Linked DNA regions of Homo sapiens: region 1 is linked to region 2. Evidence: chromatin loops called from intact Hi-C (ENCODE). Cell type or tissue: CD4-positive, alpha-beta T cell. All regions are shown on one strand. Each heading gives the region's core, and the rest is flanking DNA. Links, peaks and the distances in the headings are about the cores only.

Evidence for each region. Hi-C counts contacts between places; a loop is a spot of excess contacts. Peaks named below come from ENCODE experiments on the same cell type or tissue, not always from the same donor. Only the 100,000 strongest peaks of a DNase experiment are listed, where the experiment ranks them.
Region 1: a loop joins it to region 2, with 7 times the contacts of the local background. A loop is called at or near these places in 3 of 110 quality-filtered maps.

What each region holds. Positions count from the first base shown.
Region 1 is chr22:20,231,603-20,241,750 of GRCh38, reverse strand. RTN4R (reticulon 4 receptor) reads left to right here. Exons shown (of 2, transcript NM_023004.6): 2 at 1-336. The coding sequence ends at 40. It overlaps LOC105372863 (a long non-coding RNA gene), which reads right to left. Exons shown (of 2, transcript XR_007068009.1): 2 at 5,772-10,148. Among named protein-coding and RNA genes, the nearest start is that of MIR1286, 13 kb to the left of the region's middle. RefSeq lists silencers at 2,640-2,699, 2,911-3,205, 3,390-3,539 and enhancers at 3,189-3,781, 9,969-10,148. In CD4-positive, alpha-beta T cell, for the core only: a CTCF peak has its summit at 3,008 (motif pointing right); DNase peaks (open chromatin) are centred at 3,060 and 3,420; H3K27ac peaks cover 3,055 bases.
Region 2 is chr22:20,294,815-20,306,079 of GRCh38, reverse strand. It overlaps the pseudogene PRODHLP. Among named protein-coding and RNA genes, the nearest start is that of DGCR6L, 20 kb to the left of the region's middle. RefSeq lists silencers at 6,089-6,398, 6,469-6,608, 6,629-6,808, 6,849-7,118 and an enhancer at 7,572-8,073. In CD4-positive, alpha-beta T cell, for the core only: no CTCF peak of the experiment used is centred there; DNase peaks (open chromatin) are centred at 6,459 and 6,999; H3K4me3 peaks cover 1,624 bases.

The DNA of each region.
Region 1 (10,148 bases), core at 1-5,000, 60 kb after region 2:
CCTGGCGCTGGTGCTGTGGACAGTGCTTGGGCCCTGCTGACCCCCAGCGGACACAAGAGCGTGCTCAGCAGCCAGGTGTGTGTACATACGGGGTCTCTCTCCACGCCGCCAAGCCAGCCGGGCGGCCGACCCGTGGGGCAGGCCAGGCCAGGTCCTCCCTGATGGACGCCTGCCGCCCGCCACCCCCATCTCCACCCCATCATGTTTACAGGGTTCGGCGGCAGCGTTTGTTCCAGAACGCCGCCTCCCACCCAGATCGCGGTATATAGAGATATGCATTTTATTTTACTTGTGTAAAAATATCGGACGACGTGGAATAAAGAGCTCTTTTCTTAAGCTGTGGCCTCTCAGGCTAGGGTGCTGTGGGCGGTGAGAAGCAGGGGTGGGTGCTGGACGGGCAGCCTCTCCCCCATCACAAGGCCCCCAGAGGAAGGGAGTTGCCTGGCACCACAGGTGGGACAGCCTTGGCCAAGGGCAGCTCCAATGTCAGGTGCCCCTGGCCCCCCAGCCGCACAGATGGAGCATGCTTGGTGGCTGACGTCGTTGAGCCTGGCTGATGGAGCACATGCCAGGTCCATGGGTCTGGACATAGCAGCCCCTGTGGGGACAGTTGCTCTCGGGCCCCCCACCCCAATCAGGCTGCCCGGGCAGCCCCCAGGAGGAGGCTGAGGATGAGGGACCCTGTTCCTACCCCTGGTGGGTGGCAGGAGAGGAAGGCCCTGAAGGAGAGTTGGGCGGGTCAGGCCTGGCCTCAAGGCCCAGTGGGGGCTGTATGCACCCTCACACCGCTGCTGGTGGTCACACTAGACCCCACATGCGTGTCTGGGGCACCCCCACTTACAGCATGCCCACACCCCAAACATAGGCCGTGGTGGGTCTGCATGTCCCTGCACCCATGTATGCATACACGCATGCACACACAGCAGGGCAGGGAACACATGTCCACACACATGCAGGCACCGGGGGCTCGAGAGCAGCACACGCATCCAGGCAAAAATATGCACAGGCAGAAATATGCACAGGCACGCTTTCCCACGGCCTGGGCCGAAGAGGACTCAGAAACAAAAGGGAAGGGCCACGTGGCCAGGAAGCCTTCCCAGGAAAGGGCCCCCTCCCCGCCAGGGCAGTGGCTGGGGAGGGGGAGAGGGAGAAAAACAGTGACGTGGGGGAGGGTGTGGGGGAGCGTTGCTGGTGAAGCCAGATGGTCGTGGGGGCGGCCGGGGCTCCAGAAGCCTGGGGGGAGGAGAAGGAGGGAGAAGAAGCGGGGAGGACGCGCTTAGCAGCCAAGGCCCCAGCTCCTCCGCCCGCTTCTCTGTGCGTGTGCTGCGGCCCAAGGCTCAGACCCCTCCCATCAAGCACAGGGCAGAGCCAGGATGCAGTGGTCCTGTCTGGCCTGTACCCTCCTCAGGGTCCTCCCACATGTCCTGTCTCTCCTGAGAGACCCTGTGCCTGTGCCCACAGGTGCTGAGGCCCCCCGTGTGGCTGCGCACACCTCCACCTGCAGTTTGCCCCTCTGCTCACCTGAGATCCAGGGCCGGCAGCCTTGCCCCAAGGCTGGGGGCAGCTCAGGCAGGGCAGCCCTGCCGGGGTGGGGTGCTGTTTGCCCAGGGCTCCCTCTGCAGCCCCTCTGGGCCCAGGAGACCCTTGGCAGCCCCAGCAGAGGCCTCTCCATGGATGGCCTGATGTCAAAATGTTGTGCAGTCTCTGTCCTGTGCCTGGAGCTCTACCATCAGCACCCCTGGCACCCCCAGTCTCTGTGACCCCACAGCCAGGCCCAGGATTCTGCCAGGCTGTGCCTGGGCACTGGCATAGGCAGGGTTTTATTCAGTTTTTCTCCCAAGTGGCCCCTGTCATGCCTGAGAAGAGGCAGCTAAACTGCTGGATCTGGGCTAGTGCTCTCAGCTGAGGCTGGGGGCTCCTTGCAGTCAGAGCCAGGAAACCGAAGCCACCCATTTCCAAAGAGCCTTGAGCCCCACCTGAGTGACCCAACTGCAGTGGATGCTGGCGCCCTCAATGGCTTGTGGAAGGACAGCAGATCCTGCCTCAGCTTGCACACCTCCCAGGACAAGGAGTTCATTACCTCTGCTGGGCCCACTCCTAACTAAGAAGCAGGCACCTGTCGCCCTCAGGCCAGCTTCGGGGCTGACTGTCACCACCAGCTGCCCTCAGGGCTCTGCACCCTCCCCTCCAGGCCACAGTGGGGGCCTGTGCAGTGGCAGGGGTGGGGAGTTGGGCACAGTCCAACCAGACCTGAGGACGGGGTGAGAGGATCCGGAAGGAAGTGGACGAGTTTTAAGTTGGACTCAGCAGGATGCATGGACGCTCCCATGGGGTGGAGGCGGCAGGCAGGGCTCCCAGGCCTGAGCAGCCGGCACGGGGCGCCCGTCCCTGAGGTGGGGGCGCCGAGAGGAGCGGCCGCTTTGTCGAGGCCCAGGAGACATCTGGGCGGGGGTGTCGCGTGGGCTGTGCAGGCTGAGCTCAGCAGAGGGGCCCGGCTGGAGGACACATTTGGGAGTCGTGAGCACTTGGGTGATATTTACAGCCCAGGAAGAGATGAGCTCACCGGCCGGCCGCTGCTGACGAGGGGCCCGGAGTGGGCGGGGCGTTGGGCCAGGGCCCAGGGACTCAGCTCCTTCCTGCGCCGACCCCGGCACTCCCCAGCTCTGCCTGACCAGCCCCGGCCGGCTGGGCCCCTGAGGTCAGGTGCTGGACCAGGCAGGGGTTGGGGGTGGCAGCTGGTGTCCAGCCTTGATCACCCAGACCCCAGAGCAGGTGCAGAAAGCTAATTAAAGCTGCGTGAATCAGCCTTGAGGGTATCAAATCCTGGCCCCCACCCCATGCGGGCTGCTGGTCTACCACAGACTCTCCTGGCCCCGTCCAAAGATGCCTGGCCAGCCCCAGGGGGCCCTGTGGACCGAATCCTTCACAGCTCATGGGCCTGTCCCTGTGTTGCAGGCCTAGCCAGGGCAGCACCACCCAGCACAATTGGTGGAGGTGACAGCTGGGGCTGGGCTCACCACTAGGTGGCTGTAGCCGACCTGGGTGGGGGATAGGGGCAAGCAACCCTCAGATGTCGGGCCCAGGCTGGGCTGCTCCTGGGGATTCCTCTCAACCACCCCGACTCCACCCCTGCGGCCCTGGGGGCTGAGCTGCACCAGAGCTGCCCTGCACACCTGTCTGCCCAGGGCTGCAGGAGCAGCCCTGTCCTTGGATGGGAGCGCCTGCCCCCTGTTTATCTGGCTGCCCAGGGCTTTGCCTAGTAATTGGGAGAATTACTTTTTAATCCTTAAATTAGTTCTGAAATAATAGAAGCTGCCGAATGTTCAGCAGCCGATGGTAAACTAACATCCAGCGAGACTGAGAACATGCCGGAAACAAGTTGAGAGGGAGGCAAGTGTTTGTGGTGTGAGCTGGGGCCCGGGGCGGGCCACTGCGGCGGCGGCAGGGGTGGGGGCTCCTCACTGCCGGGCTGCCTGCAGCTCACAGCCTCCCTGGGGTGGTAGGGCACCTCACACTCACATCCCCGCAGGAAGACACTGCTAATGTCCCCAGGGCACAGATGAGGAAACGGAGGCCCAGAGACATGAAGCAACATGTCAGGCAGGATTGGGCCCGAGGCCACGCGGGAGCAGACCCTTCGCTGCCAACTGTGTTTGTGCTCCAGAGTGCTGCTCTGCTTCTCCATCCCAGTGCCCGGGGACATCACAAGACCCTGGGTGTCAATTCCCTCCACTGTGTCAGTCAGCCTAGGGATGTCACTCGGGGTGGCACCCTGAGCTGTGGCACCTCTGTGACTGAGGCAGCTCTGTGTCTGGTCAGCTGGCCTTTGGGCCGCCTCCAGCCACAGTGAGGAGGCCCAGCCCTCAACTCAATTTCCCCCACGTTGCCGGCCTGGTGGCCACCCTCATGCCCAGATTTCTCACTGGTGGCCTTGGCCTCTGTTCTGCCTGGACCCCAGCTGGCTCCTTTCCCACCCTGCTCTGGGCTAGGCCGCTCCGGAGCCCTGCCCTGCAGCCCAGCCCCTGTGTACACCACAGCCTGGGCTTGGCAGGGCTCCCCACATGAGGCCTGGGTGGGAAAAGTGCAATGGCCACTGTCAGCAAAGGGTGTATCTCAGCCCATCCCCCCCCACCCCGCCGGGCACAGCAGCTCAAGGATCCCATTATGCCAAGGCCTTGGAGAGTGGCTGCGATGGGCATGAGCCCAGTGGCCCCCGGAGCCCCACTCCTGTTGGGAGGGTGCATGTGTCGGGGCCCAGGGCTCCCCAGCAGCTGGCCTGACCCCAAAGTGCCAATCCCAGGTCTAGAGGAGGAGCCCCAAACTCCATGGAGGAGGCCGTGGGACTTCTCTGGTTGGTCAGGCTTCTCCAGGGCTGGGGCCTGGTGCTACTGTCTTTTCCTGGGGGAGGTGGGGCTCTGCCAGGGCACACCTCTCCGGAAGCCCCTTCCAGGTGCGTCGCACTCCCCACCTGCCTCTGTCTGCTGCAGGGGAGTCCTGCTCCCAGGGGCAGGGGACCCTTGCTGGGCCATGCCTGGAGTCCTGAGCCAGTGGGTGGAGGAACAGGCACCTGTCCAGCCTCATCTCTCCTTTTGCTCCCAATCCCCAGCCCCCAGCCCCAGAACTCCTTAGGATCTTCTTCTTGGTCCTTCCTCTTTGCTCAGTATTCAGTTCTGACACCACTCCCTTCTCCAAGAAGCTCTTCCTGATCCTCCAGGCTGGTCCTCACCCAGCCAGGTGGCCATGGAGTGGATCCACAGTGCCCAGACCCGCATGGCCAGAGCCAGGGGCAGGTCACTACCCCTCAACAGCCCTCTGCTTTTGTGCCTGTTTTGAGGAATGAGTAAACCCTCATGGAAGAAGAGGTCCCTGCTTGGGCCCAGCCCTGGAGGAGCTCATAGAGGGCCAGACAGGGTGCTTCTGCCACACGGTCCCAAAGCTGAGGCCGAGGCTGTCCCTCCCTCCAAATGTCCCCACCCACAACCTGTCTTCTTGGATTCAGACCACAGGACCAAGCTCGCGCCTGGTTCCCCAGGCCCCAGAAAGCCAAGGGAGCCCCCCAAGGCCACACAGTAAGCAGTGGAACCAGGCTGGGCCGGGCTGGCTGCCTGGACCCCCCTCACGCCCTGTGGGCCCCCCAGAGCTGGCCTAGGGTCTCTTGACCCTGACCTCAGTGGAGGAGCACCCAGCCTGACATTCTGAGAGCTGCACAGGTAGCACTTCCTTGGCACCAACAGCAGATTGCATGTGGGGTCAGCACAGGCCTGCTGACCGGGGCAGGGCCAGGCTCACAGCCACCTGGGTGCAGGAAAGGGTGCCAAGCTCGGCAGGAGTCCTGCCCTCCCAGCCTGTGCAGTGGCTGGGCTCGGTGGAGGGTCCCTCTCTCTCTGACCAGTTCGCTGTGCGTTTATTAGGCACCTGCTGTGTGCTGGTGAAACAGGAAAAGTCCCCTTGTTCCCCTCACAGTACATGCAATGGGGTTGTGGCTTGCTTCAGTGCCCTGCTGCTCAAATCTCTAGGGGAACATACAGACGGGCAGGCTGTGGAGCTCCAACCCCACGGCAGTGTCTAGGGGTGAATGTTTATAGCTGAAGCCCCAGTGAGCGTGTTACAGGGTGCTCTTTTAGTTTTGCTGTTTTAGTTTAACTCTATCGGTGGCTTCTGTTACTCAGCTCAATTAAACCCCAGTTAGAGCCCTGCCTTATCGCAAGGACAGATGGCTTTCTGCATCCCAAGGTTCTTGCCTTGGTGTAAGAATTGGACCACACGTGGGCTCGGAGAATGAGTGCAAGGTTTTATTGAGTGGAGGTAGCAGATGGGGGAAGGCAGAAGAAGATGGAGTGGGACGGTTTTCCCCTGGAGTCGGGCCCGGGCTCTCCTCTGGCTGCCCCAGCCAAACTCCAGGTCATTCTGCTGCCGGTTGGTAGCCTGCCGGGGTGCCGGCGCCCGTCAGTGCGTTCCTCTCGACGTCCAGCCGCCTGAGTGCTCCTCTGCCAATCCGCTCCTCTCCACGTCCAGCAGCTTGTGCGTGCCTGCCAGGGTCTCGCGAGTTTTTATAGTCATAGGATGGGGGTGTGGCAGGCCAGGGTGGTCTTGGGAAATGCAAAAATGCCTGTCCTCACCTAGGTCTGTGGGATGGAGCCCCAGCCAGGGATCACACCCTCCTCTACGCAGCACTTCCCCTTTTCCCTATCATTCATTTCAAGGGACCAAGCTCTTCCACTCCTGTATCACCTCAACGAACCCATGCGCCTCCTTCCTGGAGGTTGCTGTTGAAGCTGCAGGCATCACCCCCTGGGTGAGAGAGGGCCCTGCCTGGGCCTGGGCTGCTGCCAGGCCACGTGAATGCGGGGAGGCCATGTTTTGGAAGCCCGAGGGAGGATCCACACTTTGTCCCTGCACATGGCCCAGCCTCAGACGCTAGACAAAATGAGGGGCAGAGAATGGCCCCTTCTGCAGACGCAGTGCATCTGGCCCAGCCCACAACGAGCCTCTCCTGCAGGGGCAGCCTCCACGGGAAGGGCCAATTAAACCCACCACCGATCGGCCCAACCAACACCGGGGAACAGGAGGCCTCCAATTTGTCTTTACAAAGGGCTGTGCAGAGATTTATGGGCAATAAATGAACATCCATCCCGAGGCGGGCAGAGGAGAAGCGGCAGGGCCGGCAGGGTGGGGGCAGCCCCCTCTGATCGTGGCGCGGAAGCTGCATTAATGACGCTCACCAAGGAGAGACAAGGCTGAGGCTGGCAGGGCCACTCACCAAGGAAGGAGAAAAATAAATGCGAGCAATTGGGGAATGATGAAGACCTTGCAGGGAGAACACCTCGATACACACGGTGAGGCCAGCCTGGCAGAGTCTGGGGACGCCGAGCCAGGGACCTGGTGGGGTAGGGCAACCTACAGGAGGGGCACAGAGACAGCCTGGTGCTGCTGCACAATTATTTTTGAAAAATGACAGAGCAGAGAGAAAGAGTGGAGGCGGGGCGGGGGACTGCAGCCTCCAGGGATGCCAGGGGTTTCTGAGAGGCGGTCACTGCTACCTTCAGGGGGAGCAGGAGGGTCTTGAGGCCTTGGGAGCCAGGGCCCCAGCCTCTGAAGCCCTCCCTGAGGTCCCTTAGCCAACAGTGGTGGAGCCACAGCCCTACCCCTCTAGGCTCCCCCGCGGCCATTCCAGCCTCCAACCCCACCCCTCCACCTCAGACTGTAGGGTCTGAGCACCCGCCCTGTCCATATCCATCCCTGCATGCCTCTCCGTTCACCGACTCCTTCAACAGACCATCCCCTGCTCCTCTCAACAGGCCCCGCTCTGCTGGGGAACCACGGACAGAGGCCTTCCCATCCCCAGGTCAGGATCATCTGGGCCCCCTGCTGCAGCCGAGGACCCCTCCAGATCCGCAGAGGGACAAACTGGCCATGAGGCCACGACCAAGCCTCACTTGGGTGGGGACCCAGCCTGGGGCAGTCCTGCTGTTGCCCCCCACCCCCCGACATCCTGTCATGGTTGGGAAATCTGGTGGCACCAACTCCCCAGATCTCTCCTGGCCCCACCTCTGGGCCTGGTCGGGGGATCTGGAGGATGGCATCAGTCCTGCCTGCCTGCTGTGGGCCTGTGGGTAGCTGTGCCCAGGGGCATGGGGGAGTGAGACTGCACCCCAGGCTCACTCTCCACTTTCAGGTTACCCTAAACACCAAGGCTGTGCAGATTTTCCCACCCCAAGAGGCTCATTCTGTAAAAGCTGGTCTCAATTAACACAGCCAAACAGAAGCATCCAGCACTACACTCTGGAAATAGGACACCTATGCCAGGGTGAAGGGGTGACTGACACTGTCCCTGAGGCAGCCACAGGCCTCAGCAGGCACTGGGGAATTGGTGCAGACCCTGCCCAGAGCCCTCCCTTCCTCAAGGGATGGGACAGTGGGGCCCTCACCCACCGACTCCCCACATAAAAGACATTTCTAGGCACTTCTAGGCCAGCCAAGGGGGACACAGCAGTTCCCCAGAGGGGCAGGCGTGGCCTGCCGACAGTAGGGCTAGGGGTCAGCACTCCAGGTCCCCATGCCCATCAGTGCCCACCCAGCTCAGCAGGGATAGCAGCGTTCCTTGCCCAGCCACTCCCACAACACCACCCAGGTTGGGGGCAGGCTCCCTGTGCCTGGTGACAGCAGTGCCACCAGGCCTGCAGGTGGGGGTCACTGTGTCATCACTACAGATGAAGAGAGGGCGGCCAAGGAGTGGCACATGGACGCAGCCTGTCCATGGGGGTGCCCGCTGTGCACTCGGAGCAGCCTTCTGCCCAGGACGCCCTGGACAGGGCCCCGTCATGGTGCTGAGTCACAGATACCAGCAGAGGACTGGACAGAAGCGACTTGGGAGCCTGAGGATGGGGAACACAGCCTGCCATGTTTCCCGAGGTTTCCCGGGAGCAGTGAGAGGGCCAGGCCAGGCCCTAAGAACTAGGACCCTTATGCCCAGAACCAAGCAAGACGTGGGGGAAGTGGGATCCACTGTAAGTCCAGGGCCCCAGCTGACCCCAGTCCCTCCCTGGGCCCACCGGGGTGTCCCTGCAGAGACTGGCTGGGCCAGCAGCCTGAATCTCTCCTGGTGAAGGCCTGAAGGCCAGAGTAGGTGGGACCATCCTCGCCGAAGCCGGCCTCAATTCTCAAGGCCATGCCGTGGAGCCAGTGCCATCTGGACCCTCTGGGTCAAGCAAAGGGTGTGTGCTAATCAAAGGCAGGCCCTCGAGGATGCCAAAGGCCCGCGAATGCCCAGTGGACCGTGAAAACCTTCTGCTGACAAACCCTGCAGGTGTTGGGGCCACAGGGAGGGAGGGTGACTTTGCCTTTCGGCAGCCAAAGGATTTCACTGGAAGCCACTCTTTTGGCAAAAGCAGCCAAGTGATAACCAGGCCTTCACCTGTGTCTTAGGCTGAACCACAGTGGACCAGGAAACTGCAGGGAAGGCCACAGGGAGCCACCTTCCAGGGTCGGTGAAGGGCCCAGCCCCTCAGTCCCATCCTTCCACTGACCCGTGCCCACCTCCAGGGCAAGGGAGGAGCGAGGGCTGCCCTGGAGGCTGCCCGTTGGATGGAGCCTCAGTGACCTCGCCATCCACTGGGGGTGTTCCAGGAGGAGAGGTACAGGGTCCTACACCCAACGTTCTTCACCCAAGACCTGGCCTGAGACCAGGAACAGTGTCTGCCATCTTGAGTTCACAGGACCAGCCAGAGCCAGAGCTGGGCCACTAAGGACAGCCAGCTTAGCTGAGGGGCCGTACCTCCTAGGACGTCCTGGTGGCCGAGACTGGGCCACCTGCCATGCTGGCCATTGTCTGTCTCAGTTGGGGCATGTCTGTCTCCTGCGGCCCCTAGGGCTGGGCCCTGCTGTCCCACTGGGTATAAGGAAGGAACTGGGGCTGCCAAAGAAGGAAAAGCTGGGCAGACAGTGGGGGGCCTGGGAAGGCCAGCGCCTGCAGCCCTTCACCTTCCACCCTGCAAGCCACAGAATACCCAGGCAGAGCTGAGCAGGGCACCCTCCAGTCCAGGGGCTCTCCTCTCCTCAGAGAGAGGCTGAGACACACTTGCCCCACAGAGAGCTAGGCTGTGGCGTCTGAGGTCTTCTCCTGCCACGTGCATCACAGCTGCATACCCTGATAGCCACTCGGTTCCTGAGAATCCCTGAAAGGAGGGACTCGCTTCTCCCCACCCACTGGCTGGACAGGAAGGCAGGGATAGCCTGTGTGCAGAGGGAACAGCCTGTGCGGGGGCCCTGAGGATCACTCACCCGGAGCCTGGCCCTTTGGTGGGGGTGTGGGGCTGAGCCAGCAGGAGGCCAAGGGTGGGGTGGGAGTGACCCTGGACACCTGTGGAAAGACAGGGCCTCGGGGTCCACCCCACCTGGCTCTGGGCCCTGGGGCCCCTGGCCAGCACGGGTTGCCGCCTCATTGCAGTGCCTTCTCTGCTCCAGCTGCTCTCCAGCTCTCCATGCATCAAGGTGGAAACAGAGCAGGAGCGCAGTAATGCGGAATTTGACTTGCAAAGTCGGGGTGAAGCAGCACTAATAAGGCCGGGCTTACAAGGAGGCTGGGGGTGGGGCTGAATCCAGGCCCTGAGGGCAGGAGAATGACTGGGGTCTGGCGGGCGAGGGTGTAA
Region 2 (11,265 bases), core at 4,156-9,155:
GCTCCACCCAGAGCAGGAAGAGGGCCCAGGAGGAAGACCCCTGGCTACAGGCAGACAGGGCAGTTGTGCAGCACGTGCTGACACGTAGCCAGGGACCAGGGCAACCGCCAGGATGAGGCCTTCAAGGAGCTGGTGCTCAGAGGCCGTGGGGACCCATCCCGCAGGGCCTCCCGCTCACCCCTTTGCTGGCCCCAGCAGCCTTGCCTCACTGGGCACAAGCAGTACCACTCTATCCCTTGCTACACCATGCTAAAGTCTCCAACAGCTGGTGGCCTTGGTGCACAGCCACACTGTACGCACTGCGCCCCGAGGCTCTGGGTCGGGGGCTCTGAGTTTGAGGCTGGGCCCTTAGTGGACTGGGGCTAGATGTGTCATGGAAAGCTGCCTCTGCAGGATGTTTTCTGAAGGTGCTTCTGTTCTTTCTTCGAATTCCAGTTTAGGTTGTGGTTTCAAGCAGTCAGCCAGGTCCTGGGCCCCCCTCCCACAGGCAGATGAGTCTCATTCCTCTCCCCGCAGTATACAGGCTGGCCTGGTGACATGCTTCTAACAAACAGAACTTGCCAGAAAAGACACCGTGTGACTTCTGAGGTGAGGCAGGAAAAGGTCACCCAGCTTCTGCCTGGCTCTCACGTCTCAGGGGACACTGGCCCTTAGAGCCCAGCTGCCATGTTGGGAAAAAGCCCAAGCCACAGCCAGCACCAACTCCCAGACATGTGAGTGGGCGCCTCCCCCAGGTCCCAGCGCCACCACTCTGTGAGTACAGCTACCCAGGAGACCCCAAGCGAGGACTGCCCAGCTGAGCCCTGTCAACCCCAGAACCATGAGGCAGAAGCAGAGTGGCTGCTGCCGTTTTAGGCCTCTGAAGTTTGGGGTGACCTGATGCACAAGACAGATGACTTGGGGAAGGCCCCCAGACCCCCTCTCCTTGTGGTGTTTTAAGGCTCCGCGTGGGTCTCTGTCCCACCAAGCACTCTGTGGACACTAGTGGGTTTGTCTTCTTTTCCCCCTGGACCATAGGGGGTCTGTGGGGCCATAGTGTGCAGTGATCTTGGTCATGTTAAGTTCCCAGGGTAGGCAACAAGAGAAACATGTGGCAGGCTGAATTCCCTTCTTAGCGCAGCGCCCTGCTGAGCTGGGCCTCACTGAGGAGCGGAGGTGTTACCTGTCCATTGGGGACTACCAGGTGCTTGGACAGCTTGGTCCTGCTGTCGATGAGGCTGCTCCAGTCCAGCAGGTCCACAGTGCTGAGGGAGGAGGCACATCAGCAGAGTTGGCGACCCCACCTGTGGGTGCTAGGGTCGGGTGGGGGATCCAGGCCCAAACCTGTCCGTTCACCAACCACCACAAAACCCACCTCAGTGTTCAGTTTTAAAAGACGAGAAGGCTGAGGCAGGAGAATGGCATGAACCCAGGAGGCGGAGCTTGCAGTGAGCAGAGATCGCGCCACTGTACTCCAGCCTGGGTGACAGAGCGAGACTCCGTCTCAAAAAAAAAAAAAAAAAAAAAGACAGAGGAAATGTAAATATTGTTTTCTGTTTAAAAATTTAAAACCAGTGGCGTGCAGTAGCTCAAACCTGTAATCCCAGCACTTTGGGAGGCTGCGGCGGGCAGGTCACTTGAGCCCAGGGGTTTGAAACCAGCCTGGGCAACATGGTGAGACCTGGTCTCTATAAAAAATAAATTAATTAAAAAAATTTAAAACCAAAACACAAACAGTCCTGCATCTAGGCGGCTCTGAAAACACTGAGTACCCTAGGGCTGTTTTGGGCTTGTGGAGGGGCCGAGCACAGGCAGCCAGGCAGGAGGCGGACACAGCTCCGGGCGGCCAGGGAGGACACAGTGGGCAAGGCTGGCAGTGTGTGAGGGGATGGCTCACTACTGCACCACCCCAGTCACCTCCCCACTTCAACTGGAGGCTCCTGGTGACCTGGGTCCCAGCCCCTGGCCCCAAGGATGGGGCATGGGGCTCTGATCCTTCACCTGCCGGCGTGGACTCCAGGGAGGGCTGAGAGTGCCACCTTTGCTCTGGACCCAGATAATTCTATAAAGAGCCCTCTATGGGGTCTGTGCTGGCCCTGTGTCTCCCCTGCCCAGCCCAGCCCCAGCCTCAGGGACTCCTGAGGCCATCAAGTCCTGCTGTGTGAAAAGCAGTTCCTTCAGCACTGTCATCCCAAGGCCCACCCTCTCAGGCAGGGCAGCCAGGACTGGGAGACGTCACTGGGGCTTGGCTGGAACCATGGCTGATGCTCGTGTCCTCTCAGCCTGGGGGCTGCTCTCACCCAGACACTCCCAGGGTCTCTGCCGTGAACCAGTCCTCAATCTCAGCCCTGGATGCGATGCCCATCTTTGCGACACTTTCCTTGAGAAGTGAGAAGGCCTGGATCAGCCCCATTCGCTCACATTTTATTCTTCCCCCCACCCATTGGCCTCTGGTGCTGTTTCTGGCTTTATTACATCGTTAGTAAGAACAGGATCCATGTCTGGTTTGTTTCTACTGCATAGACAGGTCTATTCCCACCCCGCTGCTGATGCACGCCCACGCCCTGCAGGGCTGGGTCTCCAGCCCTCCTGCCAGCATCTCCCCTCTCTGTTCAGAGTCCCTCCGACCTCCTCCTCCCCACCAGGCCAACCCCAGCAGCTGCAGAGTGAGCCACGTGCCCTGGGTGAGTTCCCAAAACCACCTCCGACCACTGCCCACCATGCCCCCTGTGCGCCCCCACGGTGCCCACCCCCTCACAAGCCACAGGAGTGGGGAAGGGGAAGGCTGCCCCACCTGCAGCACCGCCACCTCCAGCTTGGTGTTCATGCCTGGCCAGCCCACAGCAGGCTCCTGACCCCACCCCACCCCGCCCATGAAGTTCTTGCACATGGCGCTCTGGAGGCCCTGTAGAGATGAGAGGGGGCTCCGTGGTGGGGTTTGTGTTTCCATGCAGGTGTGGGACAGCAGTGGGCACAGGAGCTGCCTGTCCCCTGCCGAGCAGCCCCCACAGGCTCCCTGCCTCGGTTTCCTCCCCTGTGCCACCAGCACCACAGGCTGCTCACACATGGGTCACAGGACCCAGAAACACCGAGTGTGGCTAAGACAGAGACACCCCAGCGAGGCCCCCTTGCTCAGGCCTCTGCCCCAGAGCCCAAGTCTCTCAGGAACCTCTGACGCAAGCGCAGGCTCCTGCCCCCGTGCAGCCAGCCTGCAGTCCCACCCTGCCCTCCAGGCCAGCCCTCCTGCAGCATTCTTGCCCCTGACACTTCTTTCCAAGCAACAACCAGAAATGTTCCTTTAAAGTGAAAGCAGATCTTACCATCTCATCTTGTTTAACACCACCCCAGTGCAGGGCCTTCCCCTTACATCTGCCCCAGGAGAACAGGCAATGGATGAGGAGAAAACGCCCCTCACCCTGATGGCCCAGCATTCAGCTGGCCACTCTGACCCCCAGCCCCCGTCAGGAGGTGGCTTCCAAGCACTGCTCAGAAGGGCCAGATGCAGTGGTATGCCCTGTCATCCCAGCACTTTGGGAGGCCAAAGTGGAAGGTTCACTTGAGGCCACGAGTTTGATACCAGCCTGGGCAACATGGTGAAATACCATCTCTACAAAAAATATGAAAATTAGCTGGGTGTGGTAGTGTGCGCCTGTAATTCCAGCACTTTGGGAGGCCAAGGTGGGGGGATCACTTGAGCCCAGGAGTTCCAGGCCAACCAGGGTAACATAGTGACACCTCATCTTTTTTCTTTTTTTTTTTTTTTTTTGAGACGGAGTCTCACTCTGTCACCCAGGCTGGAGTGCAGTGGAGTGATCTCGGCTCACTGCAACCTCTGCCTCCCGGGTTCAAGCAATTCTGTCTCAGCCTCCCGAGTGGCTGGGATTACAGGCACCTGCCGCCATGCCTGGCTAATGTTTTGTATTTTATTAGAGACAGGATTTCACCCTGTTGCCCGGGCTGGTCTTGAACTCCTGAGTTCAGACAATCCACCAGCCTCACCTCCCAAAGTGCTGGAATTACAGGCATGAGCCACCACGCCCAACTGTGAGACCTCCTCTTTACAAAAATTAAAAAAAAAAAAACTTGGCCATGTGTGGCGGCATGCACCTGTAGACCCAGCTACTCAAGTGGCTGAGGTGGGAGGATGGCTTGAGCTCAGGAGGTCTAGGCTGCAGTGAGCTATGATCACACCACTGCACTCCAGCATGGGCAACAGAGCAAGACCCAGTCTCATTTGAAACAAACAAACAAAAACATAAACAGGCCTGGGACCCGCTGCCCCTGACGGAGGGCTGCTGGGGCCAGCATGGGGCTGTGCAGGGTCGGGTGTTTCTAACACGGAAGGACACTGGGCCTTAGTGACCTCTGGCTTCTCTACCCCTGGAGCCCTGCTCCCCCCATCTCTGGCCCCCAGAGGCTGTGTCAGGAAGGGATTCCCAGGCAGAAGATGCGGCACCAGCTCCCTGGGCACAGTGGCTCATGCCTGTAATCCCAGCACTTTGGGAGGCCAAGGTGAGCAGATCATGAGGTCAGGAGATTGAGACCATCCTGGCCAACATGATGAAACCCTGTCTCTACTGAAAATACAAAAATTAGCTGGGTGTGGTGGCGCGTGCCTGTAATCCCAGCCACTCGGGAGACTGAGGCAGGTGAATCGCTTGAACCAGGGAGGTGGAGGTCACAGTGAGCAGAGATCGCGCCACTGCACTCCAGCCTGGTGACAGAGCGAATTCCATAAAAAAAAAAAAAAAGAAAAGAAAAGGAAGGAAGGAAAAGAAAAGAAAAGAAAAAGAAAAAAAAGAAAAAAGAAACCTGACCTGGTGCCTTCCTAGCCCCCACTACATCCTGGCCACAAGGTGGGCATGGCTTCTGCATGGCTAGTCTCTGTCCCACTCAGCTGCCACCTAGAATGCCCGTCCTTGCCCTGTGGCTGGCCACTCCCTCCCCTGGCATTCCTGCCCTGCTGCCTCCTCCTCCTATTGCAGCACCACCAGCACTGGCTCCTCTTTTGGGATGCCCCTTAGATGTGGGCACTCCCCAAAGCCTCCACATCGCCGTCCCTCACCTTGCCAGTTCCTCTACCTGGGATGTCCCTTCTCGCCCTCCTGTCTCCTTGGCCGGGGCTCTCTATGGCCAAAACTTGACCTTAAGACATCCTTGTGTGCACAAGCACAGCAGTGCCCTCCCAGAGCCCTCCATCTGTCCAGTTCAGCTCCTTCTTCCTCCACCATCCTCCGCACTCCCGCCACCACGGGTCCTAGGCTGACCTTGGCGCTCCCCATGGGATTCGGGCCAACAGCATCTGACTCTGAGTTCGTGGATCCCTGCCCTCACCTCGCACCCGCCGAGGCCTCACCTAAGCTCAAGTGTGGCTCGGTGCTTCTCATCTCACACCGTCCCCCGCCTTCCCCCGCCTCCTGTTGAGGCCAGGGGTGCAGCCCCCGACCTCTGTACAGTCTCACCTGAGAAATCAACACCACCAGATACCCTGGCGCCAAAAAGCGGAACCTTGCAAACTCTTCCCAGGGTCACCTGGAGATAACCGTCATCTCTAGTACCCCTAGGCTGATGCGGCTAAAACAGTGTTCTGCTTGTTGCCCCCCACCACCGCCACCAAAAGCCCTGACACTTTTTAAAGTTACCATGGGTGAGTTCAAAGCTGGGCGTTTGAGGGGCTTCCCATTTTTCCCCAACAGTGTTCTCAGAGTGGCCGTGTCTGGGAAGCGGCTGGGTCCCGGGGATTGAACTCTGGGGTTCCAGGCTATGAGCCCTACACCAGGCTTCTCTTGTGTCAACATGAAGAATACTCCATTTTAAATTCCAAGTGATAACTCTGTATTCCCACAAGTGGTATATATCGTAAATATTAAAACGACCATTGTTTTTAGTTGGTAGACATCGAGAAGTAGGAAAATTCGCGATATCAGAAAGGGACTGCAGGAAACGCCTCCCTTCCTGGCTTCCCTTGCTCCAGGAGATGCTTGGGAGGCACCCGTTTCACGCCAGGAAACTCCGTAAAGGCTCCCGGGACGGGCAGAAGCCCCGCGCCCCGGCTGCACCCCGCGCACCTGCTCGTGGCGCGCCAGCAGCGCGGGCCAGGCGCAGAAGCGCAGCACCAGCAGGCTGCGCGCCAGCTCCCAGGTTCGCCAGCTGCAGTACGCCTCCTACGCGTTGCCGAAGTCCACGGCGGGCACCAGCGGCCGCACTGCCCTGGCCGACCCACGTCCTGGCACGGCCCCTGGGCCCGCGGCGGGCTGCTCGCTGGCGGCCGGCGCCGTGGACAGCGGCGCGAAGCGGGGAATGTAGGGGCGCAGCGCGGGCAAGACGCGCCGCAGAGCCATGGCGGGACGCCGGTACCCGCCCGGGCCGCTTAAGTATGCGCTATTGGTCCCGCCCCGCCCCTCCCCGCCCCGCATGCCCCCTAGCCGCGCTCTCTCCTTAGAAGTCCCACGCTCCGAGCCGCGCCCACTCCTCGGGAGACACCGCCCCATCCCAGGGGCCCCGCCCCTCCCTAGCATCTGCACCCGCTCCTCTTGAGGCCCCGCCCCGCCCGCCGTAGGGCCCACGCCTTCTCCACGTGAGTCCCTCGCCCCGCGCTCCAAGCAGCTCCCTTTCCTCAGCAGACGCCGGTCCACCCTACGACCCCAGCTCTCACCTCTGGAGAACCCATCCCGAAGTCCCAACCCCACCCCTGAGGCCCCGCCCCAACCCGAGGCCCGGCCGGCTCCGGTGGTCATACTCCAGAACACCAGCGCTTCTTCCTCAAGGGTTCTGGCACGCCCCAGGACCCACCGCCCCTTCTCCTCTTGAGGCCGCGCCCCGCGCTCCCAGCCGCGCCCGCTCCTCGAGAGGACCCGACCCGCCTTCCCAGCCGCGCCCGCTCCTCGGGAGGACCGGCTCCGCGCCCCCATTCCGTGGGAAGCCCTGCCTCACACTCCCAGTCTCGCCCTCTCCTCGGAAGGCCCCGCCCCGCGCTCCCAGCCGCGCCCTCTCCTCGGGAGGTTCCGCCCCGCGCGCTGCAGACCTCTGTGCGTCCACAGCAGGCCCCGCCCACCGGGCCGTGGCCACACCCCCGCGAGAGACCCGGTCCCCGGGGCTACCCGCCCTGAGCTCCGCCTTCCTCACAGGAGACCCGCCCCATTGGGAGCGGGACCCCTGACCAGGCTTGCGGTCTCCCCACCACACCGGGTTTCCCAGGTCCCCAGGCCAGCCAGGTGGGTCCGGAGCCCGCCGATCAGCGCAGCCGCACACCTGGGTTCCTCCCTGGTCCTTGAGCCGCGTGGACCCACAGCTGAGGCCGGATCGGCTGAGAATCCAGCCCTCAAAGTGGGTCCGCTTCTCCTCTGGTCTAAATGGGCGTATGGGAAGCCGTCCTCTCCCTCCCACCCCTCAGGCCTCTTAGGGGCTTGCCCCGCGCTCCTCTCCTGTCCTCCCAGTCCCACCGCCCACCCAAGGGCAAATGCGGACCACTAGGCCCCCTCGGAACCTGTGCAGCCCTGTGGTTCTTCCCTTCCCTTGCCACCCAACAAGAGTCCGCTGGCCACACCGCCTCCCCTGCAGGCCCGGCCTCAGTGCCGCCCGCCCGTGGGCCACCTCTAGAGCACCTACCCTCTCGCGGCCCCTTTGCCTCAATGCCCCTCCCAGATGTCACTTTCTTGGTGGAACCGCCCCTGGCGGCCTGCCGTAGTGCACCCCTCCCCATCACTCACCGCTGGGCCCCTCGTCACCTCACGATATTCCTGCACCCCACAGACGCTGGGTCTGGCTCCAGCCTCCTCCCACCTCACCCACCTGCTTCTCCCTGTGCACCTTGCACCTGCTGGAAAGAGCAGGAGGTACCTTGCACTCCCTGACCTGTTCTGCAATGTTGAAATTTGAGGCTGAATAATTTCCTTGTGGGAGCTGCCCTGTGCATTGCAGGTTGTGTATCAGCATCCCTGGCCTCCAGGAACCAGAGGCCTGTAGTACACACACACACAGACATACACAGTCGGGACAGCCGTAAATGTCTCCAGACATTGCCAGGTGCCCCTGGGGGACACCATCACCACCACTCGAGAGAGAGAGAGGCTTCCTGATGAATGGAGCAACAGTTTTTCTGCTCCTCTTCCTCCTGCCGGCACCACAGAGCAAAGGGGAGAGACAAAAGGAGTGGATGAATCCAGGCTCATTTTGCTGGAGAGAGGCTAGCCTCGGCAGCCGGCCATAGCCACCAGTCTCCCCTTCCTGAGGACCATCCCTCCTCCTGTGGCCCCTGTCCACACCTATCACGCCTTTCTCCCCAGCACCTGTCATGCCATCGGCTCTTCCTGAGCCCAGGCTGTTTGCATGCTGCTCTCAGGCACCTTTCCCTCCCCTGCATCCCACACCCTCCTTCCTCTCCTCATCAGGGTCAGCATGGTGGGTGCTACCCCTGGCAGGCCCTCTCTGACCCCCAGGGCCCACCTGGGCACCTATGTGGCTGCAACTCCCTCTTCTCTTCTTGCACTTGTTGCTGGTGACTTTGACAGCTGTGCCCCATCCATACTGCTGCCTTGATGTGTCGTTATTTAGTGAATGAAATTTCCACATGTGGGAACCCATGTGGGAAGTGTGACCCCAGTTTCTAGGCTGGTGACTGTGGATTTGAGATGCATCCCCCAGGCCTTGCCCTGAGTCACCCTGGACCACACCCAGTCCTCACAAGCACCCTGGCACTTCAGCTACATGGTGGGGACCCTCTGCCAGCAGGGCTGAGGCCAAGGCCCCCTGGCTTCCCAAAGTCTCTGTTCCTGCTCTCCATGAAGACAGCCCTTTGATGCCACGTCCTCTCCTCTGGAGGGCACACCACGCTTGTCTGGGCTGCATTCTTCTCCTGAGCATCTGCACCTGGTTACCAGAATTGGAGCCTGGGTTCCTAGCACTCAGCCTCCACCCAGGCCCTGTATGTTGGGAGTAACTTGTCGACGCTGGTGACTCGCTCAGGAAGGTGAGAAGAGCCGACCCTGACCCTAACCCTCCCCATCTGGAGCCAATACTCGCCATGACTGCCATTTTCTGGATAATCCTGTTGATCTGATCTGCTCCTGGCCCAAGACCTCCCCTCTAACGCACTCATATCCATGAGAGAGAGGGGGTCCCACCAGCTGTGCCACCTCTCACTGCACTGGTAATGGAGAAGGCTGTCAGCCCTCCACATCACACACACTTTGGGCAAAATGACTGAGTGTATGACAGTCAGCTCACCGATTTACCGCCATGAGAAAACATTTTAAATGGCCCATTTTCAAGGCATGATAAATCTAAGTACTGGCAGCCAGCCTGAGAATGTAACAAACCGCACGGCTCATGCACGTAGAAGATCACAATAAGCAGACAGAATGTAGAAAAAGGGTCAGCCCATAAAAGGGAAGAAAGTTTCGTTATTGGAAAATTGAAACTTAAGCGGGGAAGGCGACGGGGTATAACCTTATAAGGTGGATAATGAAACTTAGGCAATGTCCTGGAAGATTGTAACCCCATAGTACTCGACCAATGAGGAGGAGGGACTTGTGTGCTAGGGCATAAGTTACTTGCTGTGACTGCCCTGAGTGCGCCTATCCACCAGACACCAATCTCGCAAGACCACTATTAAAAGTCTCACTTTCCCGGGCATGGTGGCTCACGCCTGTAATCCCAGCACTTTGGGAGGCGGAGGCGGGCGGATCACCAGGTCAGGAGATCCAGACCATCCTGGCTAACACGGTGAAACCCCGTCTCTACTAAAAATACAAAAAATTAGCCAGGTGTGGTGGTGGGCACCTGTAGTCCCAGCTACTCGGGAGGCTGAGGCAGGAGAATGGCGTGAACCCGGGAGGCGGAGCTTGCAGTGAGCCGAGATGGCGCCTCTGCACTCCAGCCTGGGCGACAGAGCGAGACTCCGTCTCAAAAAAAAAAAAAAAAAAGTCTCACTTTCACTGCTCGTGCCTCTGAGTCCATTCTTCAGGTTTGGATGGGTGAGCTTGTTTCTCACACTGCCACATTGCCTCTCCCAATATTCCTGACAAATGCCAGACAAGGGCTTAGACGTCATCCCTGTTCTTACACGGGAAACCCCAGAGCAGAATCTAAGCTGAAACACACCTGAAAATGTCACGGCAAGGCCAAGGCAAAGCTCAGAGACAGGGTGGTCCTTGTCATGCATGGCCTGTGGAGGGGCCAAGCCTGGCTTCAGCACCCCAGCCACCCGGGCAGTCCTCAGGGTGTTCTCAGTCCTGCCTCATGTGGGTGCCGGGTCAAGGAAGGTCCCTCACCTCACATCCTACCATCAGACTTTTACTCTGTAGCCTGGGGCTCAAAAGCAGAGGGTCTGAGGGTGACATCAGAGAAGGTGGCAGATCAGGAAGCTCCGGGAACCCATCCCTCCCCTGGACAACAGTGGTACTGAAAGGAACCGTCTTAAGCAGTGATCCTGGAAACCAACAGAATGCTTTTGCAACATTCAGAGGCCAGCTTAATGAAGAGCCTGGTCCATTTCAGCCAGTATCAGTCAATTTCCCCCTTTATGGGAGCACCTACCATCCCCCAACCCTCAACCCAGTGGCACACAGAGGAATACAACCCTGGTGCACAGTAGCACTATTCACAACAGCAAAACGGTGCAAACAAAACGTGATCCATCCATACAGTGGAATACTATTAAGCTATAAAAAGGAATGAAGTACTAATGCATGCCATGACATGGATGAACTTTGAAAGTATGCAAAATCGAAGAAGCCAGTCACATGCATGGAACTGGAGAAACTTATGTTAAGTGAAATGAGACAGAACAGAAAGTTAAACACCGCATGTTCTTGCTCATATGCGGAAGCTAAAAAAAGCTGGCCTCATAGAAGTCAAAAGTAGAACAGAGGATAGTAGAGGCTGGGAAGGGTGGAAAGAAGGGAGGGAGAGGGAGGGAGAGATGTGTTGAAGGATACAAAATTATAGCTACATGGCAGGAATAAGTTCTAGTGTTCTACACCAATGTAGGATGACTCTAGTTAACAACAACATATTATGGGTCAGGTGTCACGGCTCACGCCTGTAATCCCAGCACTTTGGGAGGCCTAGAGGGGTAGAATTGCTTGAGCCCAGCAGTTCACAACCAGCCTAGGCAACATGGTCAAATCCCATCACTACAGAACATACAAAAGTTAGCCAGGTGTGGTGGTACATGCCTGTAGTCCCAGCTACTCGGGTTGCTGAGGCAGGAGGATCACCTGAGCCTTGGGAGGTAGAGGCTACAGTGAGTCGTGATGGTGCTACTGCACTCCAGCCTGGGCAACA